Regions from separate parts of the Homo sapiens genome. Here region 2 is linked to region 1. A link is a loop called in an ENCODE intact Hi-C map of the cell type or tissue named here. Cell type or tissue: PC-3. All regions are shown on one strand. Each heading gives the region's core, and the rest is flanking DNA. Links, peaks and the distances in the headings are about the cores only. Region 1 has its middle 11 kb from the start of FOXA1. Region 2 holds the start of PAX9 (paired box 9).

Region 1 (8,867 bases), core at 604-8,603:
TGAGTTAAAAACACTTAAAAATGTTATTTCAAAGCATGGTAATCATTGTTTATTATCCCTAATGATAAATTCAATTGTAAGGGTCTGCATATAGTTGAGAAGAATCTTACTATGTTCTACATTTTTTTATATTTCAGGTTGAACGTTGGCTACTACACTACTCTTTCTGTTGCTGAGGGTAAGATGAAAATAGGAAGGAGTCTGTTATACTCTGGGAAAGTTAATTTGTGCTTAGTGTTAAAATCTCAGGTTATTCCACAAACAGCATCACCTGGTAACAACTGTAAGTGAACATAAGACTTTAAAATATGTGTTTACTACAAATCCTGAAAAAAAAAGCAGACCTTACTTTATTTAAGAAGGCTCTTTGGATATTTTAAGGTAGTAATCATTGTACAGGGAATTAAATAAAACTCAACACTGTCACTTGCTATATCATATGAATCATCAAGAATTGGATAGAACTTTCCCCTCTCAATACCCCGTAGCAAACTGGAAGAAAGCTGATATCTGTGCAATCTTGTATTCAATGGATGTATATAAATTATACTATTATTACACAACTTCTCAATGTCACTCTTTGACTCATCAGAGACCTTACAGTCTTTCATTTTGCTTACAATTCCCATTCTCCTTGTTCACCTATTCTATTTTATAAGATGAGATAGGTGAATGGAATGCAGTGGAGATCATTTCTCAATATTTCTCATTTCCTCTCTCTCTGCTTACCTCACAGTCTGTTCTTGCTATGGTTATACTTCTAAAGTGAATTATCTGTCAAACTAAAGGAGCATTTCCTTCCGAATTGCCTGACTCAGTGGAAATGCTGAAGTGTAAAAGACAGGTGCAGACTCAAGGGTTAAGCCTAGGCCTGGCTTTTCACTGTCCAGAGGGCGGGCTACTCCTTTGGCGCATTGGGAGCCCAGAGTCTGGTTTTGAGTCTAGGATGCCAAATCATAATGCAGTGCTCCAGATCCAGCTTCTGAATCTCTGCAATTGAAATATAAAAGTTTTACTTCTCTTTGGAAGTTTTATAATGAACTGCCTTGGCCTATTTGCTGTTGAAAACTCTGACATAATATATTCCTGATAGGACACATGTAAACCTCTGGGTCACAAGGAACAAACACTCTGAAATCTCTCCAGTAAGAACAGTATTCTCAATGAACCAACTCCCAATTGGTTTCTAGTTTTTCTTTCTTTTAATTTAAGAATTTACCATATTTTAAGAAGTTGAGGTCCTGTAATGTCTTATCATAAATTATACTTAAAAGGCAAAGAGGCTTCATGACTTAGCATTTGGGTGACATCTCACAAATGGATCAAGTCTCACATTTATAATGCTGGTATCATTCAAAGGAATTTGGAGATTTAAATTTATTATTTCCCTCTCAGTATTAAGAATAGAAAATCAAATGCTTAATACATATTAAAGGAAGTTTCCCACCTGGGCACTTTATTTGGATCAATCTTATGTAGGAACTAAATAAAGTAAGTGTGTATAGACTGGCTGAATAAATGAAGAGACAAGCATTCAGGTATCTGAAACAGGTTTGAGAGCTAATAAAAATGGATCCTCAAAGAGGCATATTTAAAATGCAAGACAATTTTACCTTAATAAATAACCAAGAAAATACTCAGTTGGCAAAATGTTTTGCACCATGAATATAATTTCTCCAAGAAACTCAGGAAGTGGAAGGGAGTCCTTCAATTCTTGACATTTAAATCTATTCAAACCATGGCTTGGGAATATTCTGAGGAGAATAATCTTTAAGATGAGTGAACTAGAAGACATAAAGAGTCTTTTCCATCACCATTTTCCGTGGCTTCATGATTCATGATTCAAGGCTGAAATGGGCATTGGGGTTGCACTTTAGAGAATACTGAATTTTCATTTCTGTTGAAATGCTTCACCTCTTCTTCCTTCCTAATTCTGTTCCATGGCCTAAGACATCTACATGAAAATAATAGTATCTTTTGTTTAGTAATTCATCCATCCTATGGGGCCCTGCTCACCTGAAGCCACATAATCCTTTATGTGTGCTCAGACACTAGATAAATTGTTTATGTGATAAAACACAGGCCTGTCCTCTATCTTCTGTGGTCAGGTAGACTATATGTCAGAACTAAAGCTTTTGTGGTGGTTGTTTTGAACATATTGTTATGCAGGGAATAGTTCTTACCCTGGGTCCTGAGTCCTCTGAAGTCCTCAAAATATCATAAAAATTAATTCTTAAATAGCTATACCTACATATAACTTATTCTGATTATACATATTATGTTAAACTCTTATTCAAATTGTTAATATGTAAAATCTAATTCATCTTTACCCTGTATAAACATCTTTCTCTTCCCAGTATTTCTAAGCATGTGACAATGAATATGCAAAGGAAGCGCAGCAGTCCACCAGGTGTGGGATATGTGTGGCACAATTCAAGACAAAGATTAAACCTCCACTTGATGTTGCAAAAGAGATTTTATAAAAGGTGACTGAAGTAAGTCACCACAATGTAAATGAACCAGCCACCAAGATTCAAACCTATTTTTAATAAGTTAATAAAAAATAGGCTAAGGGTCCAAAAGAGAATTCATTCATTTTTTGACAACCTGTAGAATCCAGAGTTTAAAACTCATCTAAAGAATAGAATTTCCCATACACTTCTTTATTAGACACTCAAAATATCTGCAAGGTAAATGTTTTACATCCTTTCTGAGGTAAATGAAAACTAAAAAGACTTCACAAAAGTCAATATATATTTTAATATAAATTACATTCAGGATGCTGCTCTATAAGACAAAGGGGAAGAAAGAAAGCCTGGAGCCAAGAACTGAAGTCTTTTAATCTTACGTACTGGAGAGGAACCCCCAGTGCTGAGGCCTAAACATTGAAGGTTGTAGTCAGAGTCAATGGGTTAAATTTGTAAAGGTTACTCTATGCTGAAGAGAATTAAATAATTAATCCCTGTATCTCCTGATGAAAATAATGCCTCTCTGAAAGTCAAATCTGAAACACTTCTCTCGGTTGACCTCAAATCAGCATATTACTCAATTTCTTGCTTCCTTGCTTTCAGGACAGTTGTATAGATAGGAAGTTCTTGTGGATGCTCCTCTAAGTCGCTATATCAATTTGTGTGAATATATATATATAGCTATCTACCTGTCTATATACCTCCTACAGCATGTGTGTGCTGGCTCTAATTCTCTGAAGAGAAAGGTGAAGAGTCCATTGCTTGGAGGTTGGGATAGTCATGACTCATTAGTGAGGAACGACCAATCCACAGTTACTACCGCAGAGCATTTCAATAAGTCTTCTGTTTGTTTAAAGTACTTTAAATTGTTATTATTATTATTATTTATCTGACTGAAATAAAACTTCAGTCCGAACTTTCCCCAGTAATGGGGGTGAAGAGGGGGAGTAAGGTTGTGTAGGAAGCATCTCAGTAATGCCTTGAACTGCAATTTAATAAGACAACAGGCTATGAAGTCTTCTTTGATCATGAGTCTGAGAAATTCAAAATATAATCTCTCTCTTTCCCTCTTCTCTCTCTCTCCCTCTCCCCCCTCTCCTCTCTCTCTCTCTCTCTCTCTCTGTCTCTCTCTCTCTCTCTCACACACACACACACACACACACACACACACACACACACGAGGTCAAGACCCGCAGTGTCTTAGTGGGTTTTCACCTCCACCTCCGTACAATCAAGAGGGCAGAGAAGGCGGGGGCTGGAGGTGGCTGAAAGGGCAGGGATGGCGGTGAAACCCGGGAGGAGGCGACATTCGTGTCAGGTGGCGGTCCCAGGCAGTGTCCACAGGCCCGGAAGCCGAGGGGACCAGGCATCAAGCCCCGCGTCCAGATCCCTGCACCCGGGGGCGGGACCTGGTGTCCCGCGGTCCCCGCCCAGGTTCCTGGGGCGCTTTTCCGCAATGGCTGGCGTGGAAGCGAGAGGGGGCCCAGTTTTTCCTTGCCAGGTTGCGGGTACAGCCAGCTCCGCGCCGGGGTTGGGCGGCGCGGCCGGGATGCTGAGAGCCCTGCGTGCTCAGCCAGGGGCGCAGGGCGGCCCTTCTGCCCAGCGCGCCCCGGGCACCAGGGATGGCTTCCCAGCTGGAGGCCGGGAGGGAGGAGAGTAAATACCCATTCTGCGGGGGCAGCCCTCGGGGGATGGTTGCGAAGGGAGAAACGAAAAATAAATCAGACAAGAGAGCCGTCCCGCCCCTCCTCGCCCGGTCCTGGCGGGCGGCGCCACTGGTCCTGCAGCCTCGGGCGTGCCCGCGCCCCCCCGAGCCCAGGGGGCGTCGCAGCGGGCCGGGCGGGCCAGGACTGCGCCTGTGTGCGGGTCCCCAGGAGCACTGCTCGCCTGCCAGCCCCGCCCGGCCGGGCCCCTCCGGCGGGATAGAGCCCTGCTTTGCTCTTTTCGTTGGCCAAGCACAATTGTGTTATTGGAGATAATGAATTCAATCCCCATCAAAGGGCATTAGGCTCGCCCGGGGCCTGGAGTTGCTGATGCCTTTTTTTTTTTTTTTTTCAAACCAGGAATGAAAGGCTGAGGGGAAAAAAAAATTCTCTGGGGGAGCCTTTCCCCTGATCGCTGCTTTTGAAGTGAAGGGGCCCGGGCATTGTTGTTCACCTCGCGGCCCATACGGCTGAAGAAAGCCTGGGCTTTTGATGGGCTGAGAACCGCCTCGGCAGTGAGCACTCCGTCGGGCCGCGCGGCCTGCGGGCAGCATATGTCTCGGGGCACCCGGGCACCGTCTGGCGGGTGGGGCCCAGGGCCCGGTGGGGAGGGGGTTCCGCCCGGGAGGCCGGGGCTGGAATGAGGCCGGCACCCGGCGGCGGGGACCTTTGGGCTTCAGGCCTCCGGCCAGGGATCTGCCGTTCCTCCCGCCCACCTGGCGTAGCGCAGGAGATCCACCTGTGTGGCTGATGAGTCCGACTGGGAGGCCGCACAATTCTTTGGGGGTGAGGGTGGGAAAAGCTGGCTTCTCCTTGAGGGCAAGGAGCGGGCTGGTCTTTATTTTTAAGCACTGGAACCCAGCATCTAAGGTAACTGGCTCAGCTAGAGATTAATGAGTCTGAGTCCGTGAAGGTGTGCACTCGTCAAGAGGCCTTCGTGCGACACGTAGTTAGGACTTTTCACCCGTGACTCCGCACATAGCGCAGCGCGGCGGAGCTCTCGGCCCGGGGTGGGGTAGTGGGGGCGGACACTTCGCTGCAGGAGCGCGGCCCGCTCCGCCAGAGGGGCAGTTTCTCCGGCGTCCGCGGCGTCTGGCTGCGCAGTTTGTGCCCAGGACCGAGCATTAGCATCAGGTCACCTTTTCTAAAACTTGTTTCAGGCATTTAAGTTTACTTTCAGTGCCCCCAATGTGAACTTTCCCCACCTCGATTCGCTCCCCCACTCCTGGTCCGCCCCAGGGCTCTTTGGCCCAAGGGTCAGCAACCAGAGCTGTTCGGTTCCCTTCCCTGCCCTCCCCATCTCCAACCCCCTCCTCCCCTCCGCTAAGGATCCGGGTTATCCGCCCCATTAATATATTAGCCAGGCATGACACAAAGGAAGCGCGTGTCAGCAGAAGGCGGTGTGACTCCTGGGAGAGGCGAGGAAACCTGGACGAGGCCCTGCGCTACAATACGGCTCATTGCGGCTTGAGCTCATGAATCGGCCTCCACCTGCGAAAAGCGGCGGAGGACGCAGCGGTAGTTGGCGCCCAGGGTTGAGCCGCTGTTGGGTTACGGGTGTATAGCTGGACTGCGGTAGTGAAGCACAAAGCCCCCAAGTGGGACCCAGAGCTAGGGGAACGTTCCAATAATATCCTAGTCACCTGAATCATGCAAAGAAATTCCGCTTTCCAGGAGCACGGGACTAGGAGGGCGCCTACTTCCTCCCTGGTGCATAATGGGCCCTTAAAATTAAATATACAAAGGATACAAACCGCCGCAGAGCTCCTTAAAGTCTTTTCATTAAATTGTTTGTGTTTTAAAACAATCTTTGGCGTAAGAGAGAGAAACCAGAAAACTGACCCGGGATATGAGCAGGCAAGCAAAAGAATAACAAATGTACTCCTTTTTAAAAGTGTGTGTGTGTTGGGGGGGGGGGCGGGGGGATTGGCTAAGGAGGTTTCCAATTTAATTCATTGTTCCCAATTTGCAGGCAATAGCAATGCTTTGGGGGGAATTTCCAGGTTGTTTTTTTCCTTGGTTTCAGAAATTAAATAAAGAGAAAAGAAAAAGCCCCTGATGTGTAATCTTGAAGGGGAGTTGAGAGACGTAAAAAGTTAAACCAAGGCAACCTCACACTTAAATTCTGAGTCAGGCCTGCCGTTGGTGTCACTGGCCTGGTTCTTGATTTCGCCAGTGACTTGACCCGCATTCCACCTGGATTCTGATGTATTCGAGCACGATTCTACTTAAGCCCTTTCCTTCCTGGATTTTGAGGGAGAATATCTTGCCTCTGTCCTTTAGGTTGACTGGAACATAGAGAACCCCAAAAGATCACGGAGTGGCACCCAGAAAAAGGAGGGCTCCTTATTTCCCGGGACTGCAAGGGGGAGGAGTGCTCACTCTCACCATGTGCTTTGCTCTTACACTGTAGTCACAGCTAACATAATTGGAGAAATAAGGAAGTTAAATAGAAAAAGAAAGGTGGCAAGTGAGGATTTCCCCCTTGTCAGGTGTTTTAAAATGTTTATAACAGGAAAATTCATGCATTTTACAAGTTAAAATTGAATGGCATGGGTATTTTCCAGCCCCAGATTGCTTGGTAAAATGATGGTGGAGAACAAAAAGGTGAGGGCTGCAGTCCTAGCTGGCCAAAGTTCAAAGAACCATGCTGGGCTGGGGCTAAAAGAAAAACCAATGGAATTATTATGCCCCCAAACTTAGCTATTTGGAAGAAAAAACACAAGATTTAAGGTAATCTGTTGTTAAATGTTATTTGGATACACTAACATCGTGCATGAAAATAAAACTTGTGTAAGTGGCTACTTTAAGAAACGCTTTACCTTTCCAAATCAATTCTATTTATAAACAGGAAGATTGTGAAATATTCATGTTTTTTTCATTTCATTTTCTTACATTCTTACTCTCATGAGAATCTATTGATTCTAACGATTCTTTCAGTTTGAGAAAATTTTGTTTTTAAATTTCAGCATAATTTGATTACCTATTTAGTTCTAGATATCTTTAAAACAATCATCTTTTTGCATATAACTATCTTGGAGTAATTAGGCATGCTCTTAACTCCATTTAGTTGCAAAACACACTTTATTACAATTCAAATAAACAATTGGTATTTAATTTTTGAAGGCAAAATATTTCCTACAAAGGTATAAAATGTCTACTAACTTATTTAAGCTATTTTATTTTTCAACGAATTTTTTCCTGTTGACATTGAGGGATCACATTAAAATACATTATAGCTAAATGTTCTACAATATTACTGCTAAATCAACAGAAAACCAATTGATCTTGAGGAAAGGTTAATTAATTTGGGTGACAGGTCTTCTACTTTGGCCAGCATTGGAAGGAATTTGTATTGATCTCGGCAGTTTTTTGCAAAGAAACTTAAGCATGTTTGTGGAATTGAGACCAATTTTTTAAAATGCCAAAACAAGGGCTTACATTTTTATCACTTCAGGACTTCTTTTCTGTTATGGCTCGTTCAAATCTGTTAGACTTCTAAGAAATATAATGTTTTTATGCTTTCAGTGAAATCAATTAGGTATCTAGCCTTCAGAAAATGAAAACAGAGGTTGGGAGCTTTACTAGGATCTTGTTTGTTTTAATCCCTCCTTCCCTAATAATTCTCATCAGTTTATCCTGTATGAGGGGGATCACAAAGGGACAATGGAAATTAAATTTTGCCTTTGATGTAAACACTGTATTAGCCATCATGTAGAAAATGGACGGAACTGCCTTCTACTTCCGAACACCTGTGAGTTGTTTAGTTTTTGCTGAATAGAACTGGTGAGCTTTTCTTCTTCCCTATCTTTGGTTCTGTTTTTGTCACCTTAAAAATGTTTCATACCTGCCCTTCCTAAATGCAAGGTGAGAGTAACAATTGCAGCTCCCCTCCCCTGTCCTATGCTCACTCCCAAAACATTTGTTTTTTTCTTTTTTGTAAAAATGTTTGCTCGGTAGCGTTGGTGGGTCCGAGCGCCACCGGAGCTGTACACTTGGGTCAGGAGGAAGGCTTTCCCTCCTCGCCCCTCTTCGCCCCCTCCCTCCCCTCCCCGGGGACCCCTCCCCCATCTCGGGCGAAATTCCTAAGACCAGCGAGCAGGAGCACCGCGGCGGGACGGTCAGCAGCCCCTTTCCGGCCCTGGTCTTCGGGAGCTGGCGAGGTGAAGAAATGTGGAAACACCCAGACGAAAAGGGGATGGGGTGGGGGTCGCAGGAAGGCGGCGCCCTCAGGCAGGGTCTCCGCACTCCCTCGGAACCACAGATGTTTTCTTCCTGACCCAGGGGCGCGGCGCCCCAGCCCGGGCGCCCGGGTGTTTGTGTGTCCGGGTTTCCGAGGAAGGGATTACGCAGCGGGAGCAGCCGCGGCAACGCGGGCCGCCGGGGCCGCAGGAGCCGTAACGAGGCGGCTGGCCTTCTTTGTTGACTTTTAGGTCCCGGGCTCAACAGGAGATTTATTCGCTAGGAAGGGAAAATGCCCAAACAATGAAGAACTATCTGCACTTGTCACCTCGAGACGCTTGCTGTCCTGCTCTGTCCGCCTTCCCTGGCAACCAGCTGTCCTGGCCGCCAACCCGCGCGCGTCCTAACGCGCGGGTGGCAGGTCGCATCACCCAGAGGTGGCGGAGTGTGCGGTCTGAGAACTGCGAGAAGCCCACAAAGCAGGGGCTGGGCCTGCAGGCTCCCCGCGGTCCAG
Region 2 (8,867 bases), core at 557-8,556, 920 kb before region 1:
CATGGAGCTCCACACTGTCCTTCTGAAAGCAATTCCGCTGTTGAAAACTGAAAAATGGGTGTAATTTGCTTTCAGAAAGTAATGTTAGGGTCACGGCAATTTCTCGGGCCGTTATTTATTTTTACTTTAAAGTCTTTAGGAAAGATTTGCTTATATGCTCGGAAAACTTCCAAATGCGCGAATACCAGCAATCCCGCTCGCCTTCAACGCGTGGGGTAAGGGGGGGTGGGGAACAATTACTGAGTGACGCTAATATGGGGAAACTGAAAAGAAATGTCGATTGTTTTTATTGTAATAGAAGGAGTGAGCAAACAGAAAAACCAACCCCGGGTGATCGGAAACAGGCAGGCGGAGAATTAAAAGCGGGTTTCAGACAGCAACAGGCCCCTCCCCTGCTCTCGCAAGGAGAAAGCGGGCGACGAGCGCTCGCAGCCCGTGGGGCTGATCCCACCTCCCGCAGGGCTCCGGTCGTGTCGCTGTCGGACCGCAGAACGCCGGGACGCATTTCCGAGCTCGGGCCCGACCCAACCCGCTGCCATTCTAGCTACCTAGTGGAGCCGCGGAGAGACTCTTGAACCGTGAGGCTCCTTGATGAGAAGGTGGAGAGGCTGCCGGGCTATTCTCCGAGCATCTTCCGGCCGAGCTCTGCTCCTCTCCGTGCGCTTGCGGCTTCTCCTTGGGCTAGCGCGTCCGCAGTCCCTCCAAGTCCAGGCCGCAGGTCAGTGTGCGGGCGCCTCCTGTCCTCCTCTCCCACCAGAGGACCCCTGAGGGCTGTCTCCATCCCCAATCCCCGCGACTGCTCCTTTTAGCCGCCATCCCCTCCCGCAGCGCAGATCCTGCAGGGGCCAGCGGTCCAGGGCGGACCCTCCCTCGCCCTGGGCGCGGGGCGAGCTTCTGGCTGTCACTTGCCGCTGCAGTTTCAGGGAAACTCAGCTGGCCGCTTACCCTGCAAGACGGGGACATAGCAGAGGGCCGAGTTCTGGAGAAGCTGGGCTTGTTTTTCTCTCTGCACCGCGCGCAATGCCCCAACTGACCCTGAAGGGTCTTGCCTTTACTGCATTTGCCCCCAGACGGCTAGAAGTCAATGCACTATGAAAATCCCAGTCCCGGACCTCGGACTCTGGCTGTCTTACAATCCCTGCAACTCCTCCGAGTGGACAAGAGGCGGGCACCGTCGCCTGGGCCTCGCTTGGGGGGGGGGGGTCCTGTCCCCAGCAGGGGGCAAGTTGGAGGAATCAGCTCCTTAATATTTTCTGCTAGCTCTGCTTGTCATAACTGCAACTCGGAATAGAACAACCTCTCTCCCGTGCATACGCACCCCCAACTCTCGCCCTATCCTCCCATCCACAGTCATCACTGACCTGTAGACCCGGAGGAGCAGGCTTCCGGGGGTCGGTCCAGGTTGGGGATACAGGGAGGGGTCCTCGCGTTCCGCACAACCTGTAGTGCTTGGGTCTGACTTCGGCAGCCCTCGGGTACAGTCTGCCGGGCTAGATTCCCGTTGCTTCTCCGCGTCTCTCCGCGGGCCGCTCTAGCGCCGGGAAGGGGGCGCCGCAGGTGACTGCCCGCGGCACTGGGACGGCTGACAGATTTATGGAGACTTCACAGCATCTGGCTGGGGTCCGCGAGGGCAGGGCGGAGTCCGGTCGATCCGATGCTGGGGTCTAAAGCTTCCCCAGCCACACGCCTGGGCCGAGTCGCCCCCAGAGTCCCCGGCCCCTGCTCCCCTTGGGCGGGTGTACACAAGGATCCGGCCAGCGCCGAGTGTACTGGTTCCTCCCACCCAGTGTAGCCCCCTCCTTCACACTCTCGGCCCGGCTTCCAGTCTCCCACTGAGTAAATATTTATCCAGAGAGCGAGTCGCCCCTCGGAGGAGGCCTCGACGCGGCTAGGGAAAGGCTTTTTGGCTTCTCCCTGGCCTGAGCCAGCTGCAGGCCTTACTGGTGTTTTGGTTTTGGTCTTAAATTTCTCCTTTTAGTCGAAATTCTTCCGATCTCTTTGAGATCTTCTGAGTCCAGAGTGAGCAGTGTAACCAGGCGGCAGACTCCAGCTGACCCTTGTTCTTGTTCTAGGTCCTGCATCCTTACATTCATCGGGACTGACCAGACCTTAGTGTTCTCTCTTTTCCTTCCTTCATCCTCTTTCTCTGCCTCAGATCCGTCGTCTCTCGGTCGGTCTCAGCGGGTCGCTGACTACCTCGCCCTAGCACTCGGTCCGCGCCCCGGGAAGGCTTCAGCATCACCCTCTTCTGCTGGGATCCCGCTGACCCTGTCTGCAGCTTCGGCTTCTCTTGCTCCCAGAGCGGGGTCTTCGGCTTGCCGCGGATACTTAGTGGCCCAAAACACCTAAAATTGACTCTTCCTGCGCTCTTGAGAATGCCAAGAGCACCCAGTACCTGCAACCGCCGGCATGAGTGGGGCCTGCGGGGAGCCGCCAGAGCTGCGGACAGGCCCCCTGCCCACTGAGTTGCTACCCCTGGCACGCCCAGGGGATCCGCAGCAGCTGAGGCCACATGGTCACAGCCAAGTTCAGCAGGTGGAAAGGGAGAGATGGCATTGAACCTATGTGAGAACTGGGAAGATGTGTGGCAGCTGAAGGAGTTGGTAGGAACAAGAGGGAGTTGTATGTTACCTCCATATAACCAGAGCTCTAAACCATATCAGTTTCTGAACCAGTCTAGGCTGGTGCTGCAGAACTGCTAAAGCTCTCGCAGAGTCCCCAGACCCCCCGCGGGACATGAGGTCTTGCCTGTTCGTATGCGAACATCCTTGTACCCGCCTAGCAGCCCTGCAGACTGCAAATTTTCCCTGGGTGCACGGAAGTAGAGCAGATTTGGCGCAGAGGTCGATACTCACTGCCTGTCTGTGAGGGGGGAGGAGGATTCCTTCCTGGTCAAGTTGCCGGGCATGTTCATTCCCTCCCGCAAGCCTAAGGCAGAGTCATAAGCTCCCCTACGATGCGGCAAAGTCTCAACTAATTTATCTACCAGCCTTAAGAAGGAGCTGCTGCTTCTAAAATCTTTAGATTTCCGAAGGCTCTCCTTGTGTAAAAATGCCAGGCGGTGCCACACGATGTCACCCAACAGGTATTGGAGGTCAGACCAGGCTGAAATTGCTATCAAGTCAAACTTCAAGAAGATTTTAAACATTTGAAACCAACCAACAAAAAGGGACAAGTTCAAGTATGTCTAGTTGTGGGATTTCCCCCAAGATTCCGATTCTAAAGAGTGGTGTTTTAGTTCATCTTTACCTTTCACATCCTCCATTCTGTTAGGTAATTTTGAATTTAGAGTGCATCCTAACCATAGAAGTGGGAATCTGGAGATCTGTTCCTTTGCAGAAGCATGGCTGATCATAGTTTTTTCCTGGGTTCTTGCAACTTACTGACCTGAGATCTGGGACCAGTCAGCTTCTCTGGGTGTAGACCGCAGCCACACACATCCCTGGGGACTGTTGGGGAAGCAGCCTGAATCCTGTGTGCACAAGGAGCCTTCTGGATTGTCAAGTAGCAGTAACAGAGTTCACGACCCCAAGCAGTACAAACTCCCAAATTCACGAAAATATTTCTCTTCTTGTTTATTATTTTGATTCACATTCTCCACAACCCTAACTGCAAATATTAATAACTTTGGCTGCAAAAAAGCATACGGTACACTTTAGATTAGACTTACAGTGAATAAAAGTGAAAATTCAGAAGTAGGCAGAACGACAGGGCCTCTGGAGCTTAATGGAAGACGAGGGAATTACATCCATGTGCAGCGTCGGTGTCCACTGTCTTGGGACTAAGTCTCTTTCATATTTAAACAAAACTCTTTCGAGAGGGCTCGCTGGTTTGGAGAACCCTCACAAACGCTGCCACCGAGGGCCAGGGGCCCAGGACAGTGGCTGAATGTGGCAGAGCCTTGGGCTCCGTAGTGAGTGCCCCACGCACTGGCAATTGGTCGACTTGGGGCTGTGCGCTAGCGTTAGCCGCCTGTGGTTCAGTTCCCCGCACACGGCGTGGCCCGTGCCTCGAGCCTGTGTGGCTAGTGGTTGGCCGGTCCACCTGGACTGGGGGGTCGCCGCAGGAAGCTGGCGGTAGGAGGAACCTCCCTGGCCTTAACAGTGGCCCCCACCTGTGGCTCGGGCTCCCCGCAACCTCCTGGTTTCTTTGGCCGGCCTATCTTCTCACACCTGCGCTCTCGCCACCTGGCATGGACTGAAGTGAGGTAGAATCGGCAGGTGACACAGATCCTCTCCTGACAGTCCCCAGAGGCCCGCATGACAGATTTTGCTAAGACAACTCCCTCACCCCTGTGCACGGTGGCGCCCGCCTCCCACCTATAGCCTTAACTTCAATTCTGAGATGTCCATCGTTCCCCGGAGGAGGTCTCCTCGGGCCCCTTCTCCCTTCGAGTCATTCACATTCAGACCAAACGCTTTCATTTGTTTATTCAGCATTTTACCAGCCTGATTTTGCTGTCTTTTTGTGCCGCTTCTGGGAAGATGTCAAACACCCATTTTCATTGTATTTAGTCACCCAGGTGGGGAGCTAGCCTGAAAGAGACAGCGGAAGGAGTTTCCTGGACTGCGCTGTCGCTCACCGACCCGCACCAATCACCATGCAGCTTGCCCTCGGACCCGCCCCTTTTAGGGCGTGTCCCCAGTGAGTGATAGACGGAGCCGCCCTGCCCTGCTCAGCCCAGCCCACGTTGCTGCTTAGATTGAAATGCAGAACTCAAGCCTCTTTCATCGGGGCACAGACTTCCTTTTACTTCTTCCTTTTGCCCTCTCGCCTCCTCCTCCTGGGAAGAAGCGGAGGCGCCGGCGGTCGGCCGGGATAGCAACAGGCCGGGCCACTGAGGCGGTGCGGAAAGTTTCTGTCTGGGAGTGCGGAACTGGGGCCGGGTTGGTGTACTGCTCGGAGCAATGGGTGAGTGGCGGCGGGGGACTCTGTCAGAGCCGGGAAGGGAGGGAGGGAGCGAGCGGGCAAGGGAGGGAGGGAGGGAGGGAGCGCGAGGGCGCGCGCCACTAGGCGCTCACATTCTCTATTGACTTTGCTCGTGTTCCTACAAGTTGTAGGAACACGCTAAGGGTCAGCGGCGCACAGCAGTTCAATGTGAACGCTGGCTACTGGGTGGCTGTTGATGCCATTTTCTGATTTTAAGAGAAGGGAGCTGTGGCATCAGCGAGCCCCTCAGCCCGAGTAGCAAACCAAGTTTTGTTTCACACGCGCGCACACATGCAAACAAAACAGGAAAAGAAAAGAAAAGAAAACAAACAACAACAAATAAAACACCCTCTAGCTTCCCCTAGACTTTGTTTAACTGGCCGGGTCTCCAGAAGGAACGCTGGGGATGGGATGGGTGGAGAGAGGGAGCGGCTCAAGGACTTTAGTGAGGAGCAGGCGAGAAGGAGCACGTTCAGGCGTCAAGACCGATTTCTCCCCCTGCTTCGGGAGACTTTTGAACGCTCGGAGAGGCCCGGCATCTCACCACTTTACTTGGCCGTAGGGGCCTCCGGCACGGCAGGAATGAGGGAGGGGGTCCGATTGGACAGTGACGGTTTGGGGCCGTTCGGCTATGTTCAGGGACCATATGGTTTGGGGACAGCCCCAGTAGTTAGTAGGGGACGGGTGCGTTCGCCCAGTCCCCGGATGCGTAGGGAGGCCCAGTGGCAGGCAGCTGTCCCAAGCAGCGGGTGCGCGTCCCTGCGCGCTGTGTGTTCATTTTGCAGAGCCAGCCTTCGGGGAGGTGAACCAGCTGGGAGGAGTGTTCGTGAACGGGAGGCCGCTGCCCAACGCCATCCGGCTTCGCATCGTGGAACTGGCCCAACTGGGCATCCGACCGTGTGACATCAGCCGCCAGCTACGGGTCTCGCACGGCTGCGTCAGCAAGATCCTGGCGCGATACAACGAGACGGGCTCGATCTTGCCAGGAGCCATCGGGGGCAGCAAGCCCCGGGTCACTACCCCCACCGTGGTGAAACACATCCGGACCTACAAGCAGAGAGACCCCGGCATCTTCGCCTGGGAGATCCGGGACCGCCTGCTGGCGGACGGCGTGTGCGACAAGTACAATGTGCCCTCCGTGAGCTCCATCAGCCGCATTCTGCGCAACAAGATCGGCAACTTGGCCCAGCAGGGTCATTACGACTCATACAAGCAGCACCAGCCGACGCCGCAGCCAGCGCTGCCCTACAACCACATCTACTCGTACCCCAGCCCTATCACGGCGGCGGCCGCCAAGGTGCCCACGCCACCCGGGGTGCCTGCCATCCCCGGTTCGGTGGCCATGCCGCGCACCTGGCCCTCCTCGCACTCCGTCACCGACATCCTGGGCATCCGCTCCATCACCGACCAAGGTAGGGGCTCAGAGGCTGGGCGTGTGGATGTGCAGCGTCTGCCCCCGCACTCTCGCGGAGGTCCCAGTATCTGCAGCCTCAGGGACACTGTCTTTCCCACCACCTGAGGCTTTTTCCTTTGGAAACGTAAGGAGTCTTCCTAGGGGGTGTTCTGATCTCATTAACTTGAAACTCATGCCCCTGGTTTCCTTGCCACACACAGTCTTCTGCCTCATCTCAAACTACCAGACCCATAACATCCCCCCATCCCCAACACATGGTTCGCATTTTCCACCCTCCCCCGCCTCTCGCGCCGAGGCAGCCTCAGCCCGGCTTGCTCACTTGGAGAGTGCGGCCGGGGCTGGACTTGGGGCGCAGCCCGGGAGGCCCGAGCCTGCTTGGGGCTGCCGGCTGCAGACTCCGCTGTGGGCAGAGCAGCTTGCTTGGGGATCACTACGGCCGGGAGAAGTCTGGCCGGGAGGAGTCCAGCACGCCTTGGAAATTGAAGTATTCTCCGATTCTGGTAATCAGGCCAAATTTGCTCAGGCAGGAAGTTCAAATGTCACCTAATTGGTTTCGTTCTTATGCTTCACTTCATTTTCCTCGGAAATGGAGGTCCCGAAGTTACTACTAGTAACTTGCATGTAACTCATTCCCAGACGAAGTCATATTCACATTCTCTCTCTCTCTCTTTCTCTCTCCATTCACTTTCTAACTTAACAGACTTCACTGTATATATCTTAGGAAGGGAAGTGGCATCAGCCACTGCAGTGATGGAGATAAAATGCAGGCAATTCCATGCTGTCCTTTTACTGTTCTTTTCAGTTTTCCCTGAGCCTGCCACTTTCCTTTGGGGTCCCCGGGTCCCCGGGTCCCCGAGAATGCAAGTGGATATCTATCTAGTTCCTGCATGTTTTAAGCAGTGCCACCCCACTGTTTCTTTCCTTTCTCACCCCTGACCTTGCCTAGTCCTAAGCGTCCTTTCTGCCTTGTCAGAAGGATTCCCCGAGCCCTCCTGCCCAGTCCGGCTTCCGCAGGAGACCTGAGTTTGTTTTCTTTTACTGAGTTTTTTTTTTTTTTTTTAAGGCGTTAACTTTTTTCTTGGTAGGGAGAAAAGAAAGTCTGAATGACCTAGATGCAGAATTTAAATAATGTGTAGATAGTCCACTTTCTTAATTTCTCAGCCTAAAGTTTTAAAAGTGTAGAGGAAAAATTAAATAGGAAAGGGGGAAATAGTTTCTTTAATTACTTCCTGCCTTTCTTGGTTGCCACCACATTGGCACAATTATCTTTTTAAGTAATTAAAGCAGGGCTCTGATTTCTCATCTTCTTGTTTTCTGACTGCAAGTTTACAAGAGCCCAGTTTTGTCTTATTTGGAGCTACTTGGAGCCATAGTTGGAGAGAGTTTGCCCTTGATTTATAGGATAAACTGACCTCACTGACATTTAAAGGAAGCCCCTGTTCATGGGAAAGTGTGAGATCAGCAGAAATGGGGGCTCACAGGGGGATCTCAATTTCTTAAGATAACTTCAAGCTTGTGCCCACCGACTGCCTTTTGTCTGGGAAGGCAAAGACAGACAGGCAGTTCTGGACCAAAACACAGTTTCCTGGTGCAAATGGGACTCAATCTAATTCTTGGGGGTGGTAGAGGAGGAGACATAGTGAAAAAAAAAAAAAAAAAAAAAGGCTGACAGAGTTTAAAAGAAAACTTTTCCTGCCTAGGGATCCTACCATCAGAGCAAATGTCAGTTGGGAAAGTATTGGAGAATGGAAAGGAGCAACTTTTCCTTTCAGATATTATTGTGATTTTGGATGCCAGCTTTAAACAACCCAGTTTGTGACACATTTGTGATTATAAAAATGATCATTTCTACAAAAATGCTCACTCTTTTAAAGCACTGTGTTAGATGGAAGTGTTTAAAATCAAGTTACAATGGCTTTGCCAAACCACTCCTCCACCCATAGGACCCAAAGACAAACATACATTGTTTGTAGCCTTCACATATCTCTTTGAAACTATACCTGGTCACTGAAAAATGCCAATAATTCAATATTCTCAACCCCAGGTATTATAGTAATTACTTTACACCATACAATTTTCTTTGCATCTCCACCAAGAACAGAAAGAATAACTGATGGCATTACACCTTAACACTTAATTTTACTTTCATTTTCTTAACCTATTTCATTTTCTCTTTCTTGTATATACATTTTTTAAACTCTTTCAGGAAAACCCTGCCACTAACACCCATGGCATGTATAGTGGTAATTGCAAGATTTATTTTTAAGTCATATGCACATATCACATATGTAATGTGTAGAGGTAGTGTATCAAGGGGAGCCCTATGCACACACAAAGCAGAAATCTGTGCATGTATATTTTGCACTGTATCGTGGGAATAATTTAGTTATTTGTTTGCAAAGGACAGTGCAGGTCTTTTTGTTCTCTATTGACATAAGTACCAGATCCCCACAGTGCAGTGAGCACCAGTGCAGGCACCCTTAGGTCAGACGCTCCTCTCTTTCTTTTCAGCCAGCCCCACTGC

The links. Hi-C counts contacts between places; a loop is a spot of excess contacts. Peaks named below come from ENCODE experiments on the same cell type or tissue, not always from the same donor. Only the 100,000 strongest peaks of a DNase experiment are listed, where the experiment ranks them.
Region 2: a loop joins it to region 1, with 21 times the contacts of the local background. A loop is called at or near these places in 11 of 110 quality-filtered maps.

What each region holds. Positions count from the first base shown.
Region 1 is chr14:37,579,690-37,588,556 of GRCh38, forward strand. No RefSeq gene overlaps it. Among named protein-coding and RNA genes, the nearest start is that of FOXA1, 11 kb to the right of the region's middle. RefSeq lists an enhancer at 8,210-8,867. In PC-3, for the core only: no CTCF peak of the experiment used is centred there; DNase peaks (open chromatin) are centred at 672, 3,242, 5,532, 6,342 and 3 weaker places; H3K4me3 peaks cover 5,297 bases; H3K27ac peaks cover 7,935 bases.
Region 2 is chr14:36,657,183-36,666,049 of GRCh38, forward strand. PAX9 (paired box 9) reads left to right here and starts at 4,678. Exons shown (of 4, transcript NM_001372076.1): 1 at 4,678-4,911; 2 at 5,715-6,341. The coding sequence starts at 4,908. LOC105370455 (a long non-coding RNA gene) reads right to left here and starts at 1,567. Exons shown (of 2, transcript XR_943758.3): 1 at 1,362-1,567. RefSeq lists a promoter at 3,412-4,609, a cis regulatory region at 3,869-4,381 and enhancers at 5,146-5,657, 5,658-6,167, 6,168-6,678. In PC-3, for the core only: no CTCF peak of the experiment used is centred there; DNase peaks (open chromatin) are centred at 4,639 and 5,799; H3K4me3 peaks cover 5,224 bases; H3K27ac peaks cover 4,012 bases.